3 separate regions of the Homo sapiens genome follow, and regions 1 and 2 are each linked to region 3. A link is a loop called in an ENCODE intact Hi-C map of the cell type or tissue named here. Cell type or tissue: K562. All regions are shown on one strand. Region 1 overlaps CDH23 (cadherin related 23). Region 2 overlaps CDH23 (cadherin related 23). Region 3 holds the start of LOC124902446 (a long non-coding RNA gene).

The links. Hi-C counts contacts between places; a loop is a spot of excess contacts. Peaks named below come from ENCODE experiments on the same cell type or tissue, not always from the same donor. Only the 100,000 strongest peaks of a DNase experiment are listed, where the experiment ranks them.
Region 1: a loop joins it to region 3, with 5 times the contacts of the local background. A loop is called at or near these places in 6 of 110 quality-filtered maps.
Region 2: it touches region 3 in a loop (4-fold over the local background); 31 of 110 quality-filtered maps call a loop at or near these places.

Annotation. Positions count from the first base shown.
Region 1 is chr10:71,485,022-71,489,021 of GRCh38, forward strand. The region is part of intron 3 of CDH23 (cadherin related 23); the gene reads left to right. Among named protein-coding and RNA genes, the nearest start is that of CDH23-AS1, 25 kb to the right of the region's middle. RefSeq lists enhancers at 1,378-1,878, 1,879-2,379. In K562, a CTCF peak has its summit at 1,653 (motif pointing right); a DNase peak (open chromatin) is centred at 1,670; H3K27me3 peaks cover 726 bases.
Region 2 is chr10:71,694,483-71,698,482 of GRCh38, forward strand. It overlaps CDH23 (cadherin related 23), which reads left to right. Exons shown (of 70, transcript NM_022124.6): 22 at 936-1,043. Among named protein-coding and RNA genes, the nearest start is that of C10orf105, 23 kb to the right of the region's middle. In K562, a CTCF peak has its summit at 2,420 (motif pointing left); DNase peaks (open chromatin) are centred at 288, 2,152 and 2,439.
Region 3 is chr10:71,809,720-71,813,719 of GRCh38, forward strand. It overlaps CDH23 (cadherin related 23), which reads left to right. Exons shown (of 70, transcript NM_022124.6): 61 at 101-357; 62 at 753-850; 63 at 1,596-1,716; 64 at 1,792-1,871; 65 at 1,994-2,034; 66 at 2,236-2,296; 67 at 2,761-2,890; 68 at 3,049-3,171; 69 at 3,525-3,629. LOC124902446 (a long non-coding RNA gene) reads right to left here and starts at 3,039. Exons shown (of 2, transcript XR_007062185.1): 1 at 1,773-3,039; 2 at 1-906. RefSeq lists an enhancer at 1,344-1,846. In K562, a CTCF peak has its summit at 2,419 (motif pointing left); a DNase peak (open chromatin) is centred at 2,442.

The DNA of each region.
Region 1 (4,000 bases), 320 kb before region 3:
TCTTTTTTTTTTTTTTTTTTTGTGGGACGGAGTCTTGCTCTGTCACCCAGGCTGGAGGGCAGTGGTGCGATCTCGGCTTACGGCAACCTCCGCCTCCCAGGTTCAAGTGATTCTCCTGCCTCAGCCTCCTGAGTAGCTGGGACTACAGGTATGTGCCACCATGCCCGGCTAATTTTTGTATTTTTAGTAGAGACGGGGTTTCACCGTGTTAGCCAGCATGGTCTCAATCTCCTGACCTCGTGATCCACCTGCCTCGGCTTCCCAAAGTGCTGGGATCACAGGAGTGAGCCACTGCGCCTGGCTGGGTGTGTGTTTTTCTTATAAAAAGTGGTCTGAAAGTTGGTGGTTGCAGAGTTGGTTGGCTCAGGGAATGAATGACACCATTAGAGACCTCAGCTTTTTCTGTCTTTGGCCATCCGTCCTGCATTGACCTTTTGTGCTCAGGCTGCCATGTCTGCGACATTCCAGGCAGGTGCAAGGGAGGAGGAGCTGAAAGCTCTTTGTTTGAGAGGATATTCCCACCTGCTCCCAAGCCAACTTCCCCTTCCATCTCATTGGCCAGAGTCAGCCAGGGCAGGTGAGGCTGTTTGACTGCCCCAGCCCAGCAATGATTCATGCCCCGAGGCAGGAGATGGTCCTACCTCCACTGGCTGTCTGAACAGATTGGGGCTGTGTGGGCAGAGAAGCAGTGTGGGGTGGGATGGGCGTGGTTGCCAGGTAGGCACATCTGCCATTGTGGGTGGTCATGCTGGAGTCCCTTACTCCAGATGGGTGTCATCCTGCCCTCAGGGTGCTCCAATTCTATGACAAAGCCACATTTGAACAGGAGGTTGTCCAGGCGTCTCAGTCTGAGATGCTCATGCCCAGCTGGCACTTGAGAAGCCACAGAGAAGTCTGACTTATCTTCCTGGGGGACTAATTTTATTTGCAAATGGATGGAGAAAGAAAAATTTTATATTAAAAGAAGCATCAATATATTTGGAGTAGAAGACAGAGTTTATGTAGATTTTCAGGTCAGACCCACTTGACCCTAAGCTCCTGGAGCCACGCCTGTCCTGTCATTATGTAGATGTCAGTGACAACTTATTGAATGGATAAATGGGAGAATTAAGCTGCGAAGACATTATTAAACACAAGACTCTGAATCAATTTCATCTTTGGGGTCTGCCTCTTTGGGGTCCTTATTTCCAGAGGTACTAGTCCCTGTCTCCTCTGCATCTAGGGATGTTTTGATGTGAATTACTGAATGAACAGGTTATTTGGTGGAGACTCTAGGCACTCTGGGATTACAGAGGAAAGGGAGGCAGAAGAATGAATGTGTGACCATCAGGGAAGGCTTCCTGGAGGGGGTGGGCCTTGAACTGGGAAAGATGGGATGAGAGGAGGGGAGCAGCCTGGTGCTTTTGTAGCACAGGCCAGCCTAGAGTGGGGGCAGGAGGCGGGGATTATGAGGGGACACATGACAGGGGCTCGAGGGGACACATGACAGGGGCTCAGCTGCAAGTAATGTGGCATAAGGTGACATCACTGTCTACCAGGGTTTCCCCAAATATCATCTTACACCAGACCTCCAGCAGAGTAGGACAGGTATCATAGTCCTCATTTTCTAGATGGGAAACGGAGGCTCAGGCCATAGCCACAGTTGCATGGTCAGTAGGGGGCGCAGCTGGACCTGACCTGGTGTGTCAAACTCCAGCGCTGTACTCTTGGGCTACTCTTCATTGTCCTAGGCCAGGGTCTCTAGAGACAGACTGAGCTGGAAATTGCTGTGCAGGAGGCTTACGGGGGTGTGCAGGAGTGAGGGAGCAGGACTGGGCAGAGGGAGAAGTGGAGCTGCAATGCAGCTGCTGGAAAGGCCTCAGCCGACCCTCTGGGGAGCCCTGGGGAGGGGCTGATCCCTGCTGAGCAAGAGAGCCAGGCCTTGGTACCTTCCCACCAATCACTCATTGGGCACAGACTGCCCACTGGGAGGGACACAACCCTGGGCCAGGCATATGCTCTGTACCCCTTCCCCTGTTGGCCTCCCCCACCTCCCCAAGGTGCATCTAGAACCAGCTGTTTCCCCTGCCTGGAATGGCCTTCTCTGCTCTCTCACCTCTCACCTCCAACTCATCCTCCAGGTCCAAGTTCACACGTCATTTCCTTTATCTCTAAAATCTACTGTCAGAGATATAGCAAAGTGCAAGACAGTAGACTACTACGTGTGTAAAAAAGAGAAATAAAGTGTATATAAATATATATGAGTGTGTATATGTGTATACAGATGACCCTTGAGCAATGTGGGGGTTAGGGGTGCTGACCACCACACAGTCAGAAATCCTCATATAACTTTTGACTCCCTGAGAACTTAGCCCAAGCCGTTCAGACCCGTGTTGTTCAAGGGTCAGCTGTACATGCACATACATACTTGCTTACATGGACGTGACATAAGCGTGTCTCTAGAAAGAGACATAAGAAACTGCAAACAGCGGTTCTTGCAAAGGGCTGGATGGGTAGGAGGCTCTGTGTTCCTTTTGAATTTTGAATTATGTAAATTAATGGCATAATAAAATTTAAATGAATCAAATAATTATTAAAAACACAAGTTTAAAAAGAATCGTTAAATCATTTGGTGGGGTGGGGCCTAACTGCTCACTTTTCTCCGTATGGCCCTTATCACCATGGTAATGAAATAATTCATGGTGTGGTTATTTATTTAGAGTTTGTTTCCACCCCCTGGTTGTAAGTGGTCTTGCCCACCATGGGAACCCCATGCCTAGACACCCTGGTGAGCCTTGGAGGATAACCAGTCATCATCCTCAGGCCAGCTACTATTCTCACCTCTCTCCTTCTCCCACCCCATGCATAAAAACAGCCTACTTCCTTCTCATTTTTTGCTTATTAATGCTCTTTATGACCACTTATGCATCCAGCCTAGAGGCCCTTGCATAATATATCCACCCTGTGCGTACACCATCATTGCATACATAATATGGCAACATCTGCACTCCTCAGGCCTTGGCCCCTGCCCCTCTCTGTACCTTTCTGGGAACCTCAGCTATTGTCCACTAGGTACCAACTCTGTGCCCTTCAAGGGGCCAGGCCCTGGGTCATAGTCAGGCCTGCAGGAGAGTGGGAGATGGACCATCAACAGTTGTTTTGTGTGGCTGAATCTGCCAGTGAGCACAGGCAGCATGGAGGGAAAGTCAGGAGGTGCCTGGGTGGAAGTGTGGAGGAAAGGCATTTACTAAGAGAAAGGAGGTAAAAGGTTTTCCAGACAGAGGAACTTTGGCCTGGCACCTTCTCCTGAGTACAAGATGCCGTAAATTTGGGTACAGCTCCTAGAGAAAAAGATGGGAATCTTTCTGCGCAGGAGTGAGGGCTACCTGCCAATCTTGGACCTGAGTCACTGAGATTGGCAGCAGAACCTTTTCTAGTGCTGCCCTGGCCACTTTAACACCCCTTTTCCTGGTCCATCTGACTTGTCAATCATTTCATCCCTCCAAACCGATAGTATACCCATGATCCATCTGCTGCATTCTGTTCCCAGCCTTGATTTGTTTGACCCACTCAGAGTTTCTTTAAACATCTGATTGTTAAGACTTAAACATTGAAATGTTTCTTGCAAACATGAATTTCCAGTTTTTGTTGATTGCACCTGGCAACAATCAGTGGGAACTGAGAAAGCTCCCTGCCTTAAACGGGACATATGTGCCCTGCAACTCACTACATTGTTCACCTGAACTTCTTTCTTCATCTTTTTTTCCTACTTATCCCTAGTGGCATTGACTAATTAAATAGCCTGAACATGTCTGTATCATTCTTGTTCTTAAAAGATATTTTTGCTTAATATGGAATTCTAGGTTGCCATTTACTTTCAGTACTTTGAAGTACCTTTCAGTACTTTCAGTCTATTGACTTTGGGATCCACTGTGATCATTGAGAAATCACCTGTAAGTTTAAATGTTGGTACCTTGAAGGTAGTCTGTTTTTCTTCTTTGGTTGCCTTTAAAATACTCTG
Region 2 (4,000 bases), 120 kb before region 3:
GCAAAATGAAATACTTTCTCTCCTGCCCCTAAAAATCCAGGAGGGCAGGTGGCAGAAGGCATGAGCCCCATAGGCCCCTCCTTGCCTTGGTGCCTGTCAACAAAGCAGAAGCAGGCATTCCTGCGAGGAAGAGCAGCTCAGAGCAGGAAGCAGGGCCCTGGAGGGTCCCTGGGGGCTTGTTCTCCCCCATCTAATGTGCCCCAGAGAGTAGAAAGCTAGAGGAACGAAACGTGGGGGCCTCGAATGAGCTCTCGGCTGCAGAAGTGAAAGGGGAAGTGAGAAGCCCTCTGTGGGAGAGGAAGCGGGAGGACCAGCTGACAGTCACTCCAGCCACCTCCCCTCTTTGTTCCCCATTCGGTTTCTTTGGCTCACCCTCAAAACTGTGGCCCTCACCCAGTCTGCAGCAGCCACCCCATCCTTACCCAGCCAGAGAGGCTGGAGACGGTATCGCGTGGCCAGGGATTTGATGGAAAAATCCCCAGTGCCCTACTCTGTCAAGGGAGGCTCCTACTAATAGGAATCAGAGCCCTATAAATAATGTACCTGGTGGCAGGTGAGCAGGGAAATTGCTTGGCTTGTAGCTGAGACGGGGAGGCTCAAGGGATTCTATTAGATCCCCCACCCTGTCAGTCACCTTCAGCCAAGACTGGAGGCAGGGATGGGGGAAGCCCCAGGTCACAGCAAGGATTTCAGGGCTTATCACATCCATTCCACTGCCTCCTGATGGGACAACACTGGAACTCTCTCTCCTGAAGCGGCCTGGCTCCTTCCTGCCCTCGAAAGCCCAGGCTCTGCCCAAGGCTCCCAAGGTTGGTGGAGCTGGCAGAATTAATGCGAAGATTGCCCGTGGGCATCTGAGCACTTTTCCCCTGGCAGGCCCTGCCCTGGCCCATCTCAGCTGGGTGTGTCTCCCAGCGCCCCTTATGGCTTCACAGGTAAACATCACCCTCCTGGACATCAATGACAACCACCCCACGTGGAAGGACGCACCCTACTACATCAACCTGGTGGAGATGACCCCTCCAGACTCTGATGTGACCACGGTAGGTGGTGGCAGAGCAGCAGAACTGCCAGGCGGCCCTTCCCAGGGGTCTGTGCCCCTCCCACTGCGATTCCAGGGGGCCTTCCCCTATGGGGCTGGTGGACTCTGTGTCCCTCTGAGCTGGCTCTTGCAATAGAGTTCTAGCGGTTCTCCTGCATGGTGAAAGGCAGTCAGAGGTCAAGGGAAAGCCCTCATCCGGCCTCCAGTGTCAGTAGGCCTCAGGCTTTGTCAAAGGGAGCTTCAGGCAGCCCAGGGACAGTGGCAGGGGAGCTCTGGCCGGTTCCGCTTGTGAGCCACACGTGCCCTTAGAGCCCAGGACTCTGGCCACCCCCTCTGGAGAGCTCCCACCCCTACACTGCACAAGCCCCAGCTCCACCCCAGCACCTGTCTTTCACTGCTGTGCCCCTGCAGTCATCCATCTGGGTCACCTCCCCCACGGGCTGGCCCCCACGGCTGCCCAGCAGGGGTTTTGTTCACCTCAGGAATTTTCTGGCACAGGTTTGCCAGGTTTGCACAGGCCCCTGTGTGTGTTGTGTGCTCATGTGCAGGAATGTGCACAATTCAGGGTGCAGAGGGGAGACACGGTCAAAGCCAGGGCATCTCCAGCGGAGACCAGAATCCTGGGGAAACTGAGGAAGCCCAGGTCCCACCCCCACACCATCTGCTCTGCTGGGAGGTCCACATTTTTCAGCCTTCTCCTCCCCCACCCTGTACACCACGTGGCCTTACTTGAGGAGGCTTGTCCCCACATGAACATCCCCACTGCCACCCACCCAGCCCTGTGGGGGACATGAATCCTGGCAATTGACTGAACACCTGGGATGTGCTCTGAGCCTCCCCTGAGGGCTTCTCAGGAACTCTCTCCTCCTCACTGTAATCTCACAAGGCAGAGGGATTCCGTTGCCACTGCACTGTGGAGGAGACAGACTTAGAGCTTAAAGGCTTGCCCAAGGTCCCAAAGCTAGTAAAGGGTGCGGTCAGGACTCGAACCCTGGTCTGTCTGACTTGGAGACAAGGGATTAGAAACCACCTGGCCCAGTCCTTATTCCTCTGGGAGGGGGCACCCACACACCAGCTGACAGCCAGTCAGTGAACAATGTGGAAAGGAAGATAGGCATGACGGCCAATCCTTCCCTCCCTCTTTGTCCTTCCTTCCAGGTTGACCTCCTCTCCCATCCAGAGCCACTGCCAAGTATGGCTCTGGCACTGGAATAGGCACAGTGGAATAGGGCAGAGGTGAGGGATCTGGAATCTGCGATTTTTTTCAAAGCCCCGTAGAGGAATTCCTTCCAGCCCAGGGCCAGGTTTAGAAACCAGGACCCTCGCCCTTTGACACAGCTCTCTAGGCTCTTTGGTGGGTGCTCTCTGCTGCCGCCTTGTGGGCACTGCACTGGCCCAGGGTAACCTCCTCCCCACCCCAGCCAGGGATTCCAAGAGCTGGGGCTGGATCTCACCTCTGAACACCTTCTGGTCAACCCTCACCTTTCCCTTAGGTTTTTGGGAAATTCCTCCCAAAGGGGATTGAGGGGCAGGTGAGGAAGGTTGCTCTGGGAAAAGGGGGCTGCACAGGACACCAGCCTGGATTGCCGTTATCAAATAGTACACCCGGCAGACAAGGCGTGGGTGTGCCAGGTGAGGACTGCACACAGTCTTGGGCATCTGCAAGCTTTGGTCCCCCCGCCCTTCACCAGGTCTCCTGCCCTCCACATGTCCTTCTGAGCCATGAGCAGGCATGGACAATGGACCAAGGACCTGCTGCCCAGTGCCTCCTCACTTTCCAGGAAATCCACGAGCTATCAGGGAATGCCTACTGCATGCCAGGCCCCACGCTTGTCAGGCTGAGGGTACAGGAAGCAACACCAGGCCAGGTGCAGTGGCTCACGCCTGTAATCTCAGCACTTTGGGAGGCCAAGGCAGGCAGATCGCTTGAGCCCAGGAGTTTGAGACCAGTATGGGCAACATAGTAAGATCCCCACCCCCTTTATAAAATTTTTTTTAAGTAGCCAGGTGTGGTGGTGCACACCTGTGGTCCCAGATACTCAGGAGGCTAAGGCAAGATGATTTTTGAGCCTGGATGATAGAAGCTGCAGTGAGCCAAGATCACACCACTGCACTCCAGCCTGAGTGACAGAGTGAGACCCTGTCTCAAAAAAAAAAAGGAAGCTCCCGCCCTGCCTGCCTTTGGGGAGTGTCATGTCACTCTTCTATTCAAACCCCAGTGGTTCCCATCTCACCCTGTGCAAAAGCCAGAGCCCTTGCCAGACCTACAAAACCCGCAGGGTCTGCCCCATTGTCACCCCTGAGGAGTCAGCCGCATCATCCCTATCTGTAGTACAGAGCGGGTGTGGCTGTTCCACCGCTGGCGTCAGGTGGGCACAGGCTGGAGATTTTTGGTGCCCCAGGGTAGTATTTGAGACCTGAAAAATAAATGTGATGACCTGAAAGTTCAAAGATAAAAGGGCAAAATCAAAATTAAAACTTGTTATATGAAACATCTATCAGATGAAAGATGGCAGCTTTAGTAACTATGAAATTTAGTGTTTGTGAAAATTTCATTACATTCGAGGACAAATTGGAGGTTAGATTTTTCTAGAATTCTTGAAAATTTTCCAGAATTTTCTGGAATTCCCAGTTACGTATGATGATTGCCAGGAAATCAGAAATCAAGAAGCTTATATGTTAGTCAAGTTTGTCATAGCCAAATATTTTGAAAAGGAAGTTATAAAAATTATTTCCAATTTTATAGCCATAAAATGTATATATGCATACATATGTATATACATGGGTATGTCTCATTACCTTGGAGAGGACCCCCTGGAGACTTCTAGGGCCTCACAGTGCCCCAGGTTGAGGTAGGGTCTGTGGCCAAAGTGTGAGGTGAGGTGGCTACAGAGGGAATAGCTAACAGAGTTTCAGGTGACAGAAGGAGGAGGTGATATTTGAACAGGGGCTGGCCCA
Region 3 (4,000 bases):
CTCCCCTAGATGTGCCCACCTACCCCAGGGCTCATGCCCCTTCCTGGGGATTCGGGGCACTGAGTCTCTGAGCCGTACCCCGCCTTTGGGCTTCCTGCAGGGAGCATGGACGGCATTCTGCGCACCTTCGACCTCTTCATGGCCTACAGCCCCGGCTACTTCGTGGTGGACATTGTGGCCCGAGACCTGGCAGGCCACAACGACACGGCCATCATCGGCATCTACATCCTGAGGGACGACCAGCGCGTCAAGATCGTCATTAACGAGATCCCCGACCGTGTGCGCGGCTTCGAGGAGGAGTTCATCCACCTGCTCTCCAACATCACTGGGGCCATTGTCAATACTGACAATGTGCAGGTGCCTCATGGGCCCACCCGGGGCCGGGGCAGTGGAGGGAGAAGGAAGGGGAGGCCAGGCCACAAGGAGAGACAGGGCATTGTGCAAAGGCCAGGGCGTGAAAGGCAGTATAGTCCCTACTTAGTCATTTCCTATCAGTGCAGCTTTGATAAAGTTCTCCCAGGTCTCTGGGCCTCAGTTTCCTCTTCCATAAAATGGGGCCAATAATAAATAGTACCTGGCCAAGTGTGGATGAAGTGATTGGCACCGTGCCTGGTCCTCAGCAAACATTCAAACATTCAGTAGTGAAGGGTCTATTTGCAGGGAAGGGCAGAAGGGGTTCCTAAAAGAGGCCTGCCCATCCCTGTGGCCCCCTGCTGTGGTGGCCACACCCTACAATACCCCTTCTCATCTAGTTCCATGTGGACAAGAAGGGCCGGGTGAACTTTGCGCAGACAGAACTGCTTATCCACGTGGTGAACCGCGATACCAACCGCATCCTGGACGTGGACCGGTGAGTCGGGGCCTGTGTTTGGACTGTCAGCCTGTCTGTCTGCCTGCCTCCCTGCCCTGGAGTAGGGGAGGGGACACACCAAAGGAGACACAGACCACACCATCAGGCCCACTGTGTGGGGCCATCTCCCAGACTGGGGCAGGGCTAGGAGAGAGAGCAGAGTTTGGGGGTATGAGCAACTCTGTCCCTCTGAGCCTCCCTCTCCCCATCTGTAACATGGGAGTATTCAGGCCATGCGCAGTGGCTCACACCTGTAATCCCAGCACTTTGGGAGGCCAAGCCAGGTGGATCACCTGAGGTCAGGAGCTCAAGACCAGCCTGACCAACATGGAGAAACCTCGTCTCTACTAAAAATACAAATATTAGTTGGCATGGTGGCACACACCTGTAATCCCAGCTACTCAGGAGGCTGAGGCAGGAGAATCGCTTGAACCTGGCAGGTGGAGTTTGCAGTGGGCTGAGATCATGCCACACTGCACTCCAGCCTGGGCAACAGAGCAAGACTCCATCTCAAAAAAAAAAAAAAAAAAAAAAGGGAGTATTCCATCCACTGTAAGGATGGAACAGGATCCTACATGAAGGTTCGAGGAACCTTGTAAAACACAAAGCTGTCCCAGCCGGTGGACCTCAATCTTGCAAGGCTTGGGGTTGTTGAACTTTGGAGGCTTGAGGCAGGAGCAGAGCAGACTGTCGGTGGTGGGGGAATGGCTGAGGAGGAGAGCTGAGACCCCTGCCCCTCGCCCAGGGTGATCCAGATGATCGATGAGAACAAGGAGCAGCTACGGAATCTTTTCCGGAACTACAACGTCCTGGACGTGCAGCCTGCCATCTCTGTCCGGCTGCCGGATGACATGTCTGCCCTGCAGGTACCCGGCGACCGTGCCCCACAGCCCTAGCCGCCCTCCCCACTGCCCGGGCTTACCCTGGTCCTGCTCCCGCAGATGGCGATCATCGTCCTGGCTATCCTCCTGTTCCTGGCCGCCATGCTCTTTGTCCTCATGAACTGGTACTACAGGACTGTGTGAGTGTCCCCCACCCCTGCCATCAGGGGGCCGACCACCTGCTCCCGGATGGCCACGAGGCAGGCAGGGCCTGAGACGTCAGCTTGGCCCCCCTCACCAGCCCCTCTCTGCTTCTCTCCAGACACAAGAGGAAGCTCAAGGCCATTGTGGCTGGCTCAGCTGGTAAGTGAGGGCCATAGTGGGGACACAGGTGAGAAGGCAGTGGGCTGGGGACCTGGAGTGCCCACCGGAGCCACAAGCCTGGCTCAGGCCCTTCACTGGGCCCAGGACCATGCCCCGCACCCCATCCTCCCTCACCCCCCAACACCACCCCTACCCCTGGCTATGCCCCTCCCCTCCATGCCCCAACCCTTCTCCCTGCAGGGAATCGTGGCTTCATCGACATCATGGACATGCCTAACACCAACAAGTACTCCTTTGATGGGTGAGTGGGGTACTGGCCCTGCCCGGTCCCCTGCGGGGAGTCCTGCCAGGACCCAGCTGGGGAGAGCTGCAGTCTCCCAGCGCTGGGGCTGCCGAAACCCAGGCTGTGGGCGCCCCCTGGTGGGCGGGCCACCCTCCCTTCACCCTCCCTCCACCCTCAGAAACCACGTGGCTGACAGGGGCTCTCCACCCCAGTGGGCCTCAAGTTCCAGGGGATGCAGACTTTGGGCAGTGGGTGCAGGGTGAAGCCTCTGCACCAAAGGCAATCCAGACTGACATGCGGTCCTGGTTCCAGCAGGATCCTATGGTGGGAGCATGCACCACAGGCACCAGGGCCTCACACCCCAAGTCAGTGAAAGGCACTATATGGCCAGGGAAATGGGCAGGATGTGGGGTGAGGCTGGAAGGGCACCTGTCTACTCGAGCCTTCCCTCCCTCCCCACCCTTTTCCCTCCCCAACTGCAGAGCCAACCCTGTGTGGCTGGATCCCTTCTGTCGGAACCTGGAGCTGGCCGCCCAGGCGGAGCATGAGGATGACCTACCGGAGAACCTGAGTGAGATCGCCGACCTGTGGAACAGCCCCACGCGCACCCATGTGAGCCAGAGGCGGTCAGGCATCACAAGGGGCAGGGGTGGAGGGGCTGGGTCTTTGCAACCTCTGGCCAAGAAGCTGGGTTCTTTAAGGGGTGGCCCCCTCCCTTGTACATGTGTGTGGGGTCTGCCTCTGCTCCAGCTAACATCCCCTCTCCCCAGGGAACTTTTGGGCGTGAGCCAGCAGCTGTCAAGCCTGATGATGACCGATACCTGCGGGCTGCCATCCAGGAGTATGACAACATTGCCAAGCTGGGCCAGATCATTCGTGAGGGGCCAATCAAGGTGAGCCTTCCCTGCAGGCTCCGCGCCCAGTCCCTTGGCTGAGGTTGGACCCCACTCCAGAGAACACAGGGTGGTAGAGACCTCCAGGCTCAGCTAGACCCACCCTCCACTGGGGCGAGAACACCAGGGCTGATGGGGGGCTACTCCAGCCTGCGGTGGCCTTAAGGGCAGGGCTCAGGAGTGAGTCCACCTGTGTCCAGGCTGGCCACTGTCTCCAGGCTCTGCCGCTGATCCTCTGCCCTAGGATCACCAGGATCAGATGTCCGTGTACCCCTTACTCCCAGAGGGAGTGGGCGAGGGGCGGGGCAGGCAGGGGAGGGCCTTGGTGGGGGTTAACCCTTTCCCTCCCCCAGGGCTCGCTGCTGAAGGTGGTCCTGGAGGATTACCTGCGGCTCAAAAAGCTCTTTGCACAGCGGATGGTGCAAAAAGCCTCCTCCTGCCACTCCTCCATCTCTGAGGTAGCCGGCTGGGTGGCTGGGAGCTGTGTGCTGTGCCCCAGCCTGGGGATGCTCTCTGTCTCTTGCTGTCCTGCTGTCCTTCTCTATGTCTCTGGAGCTCTGCAGCCAGGACCAAAGACAGCAATGGGTGGGGGCCAGGAAGTCAGACAGCAGGATCTGCTTTCTGGGCTTTTGGGGGCTTTCACAGGAATGGGGTAGTCTCTAAGGCAGTCTTTCTCTGATTAGAGGAAGACCTCAAGAACATACCTTTGGGGGTGATGTCACTTTAAGAAACCCGGCTGGGTGCGGTGGTTCACACCTGTAATCCCAGCACTTTGGGAGGCTGAGGTGGGAGGATCAATTGAGGCCAGGAGTTCGAGACCAGTCTGGCC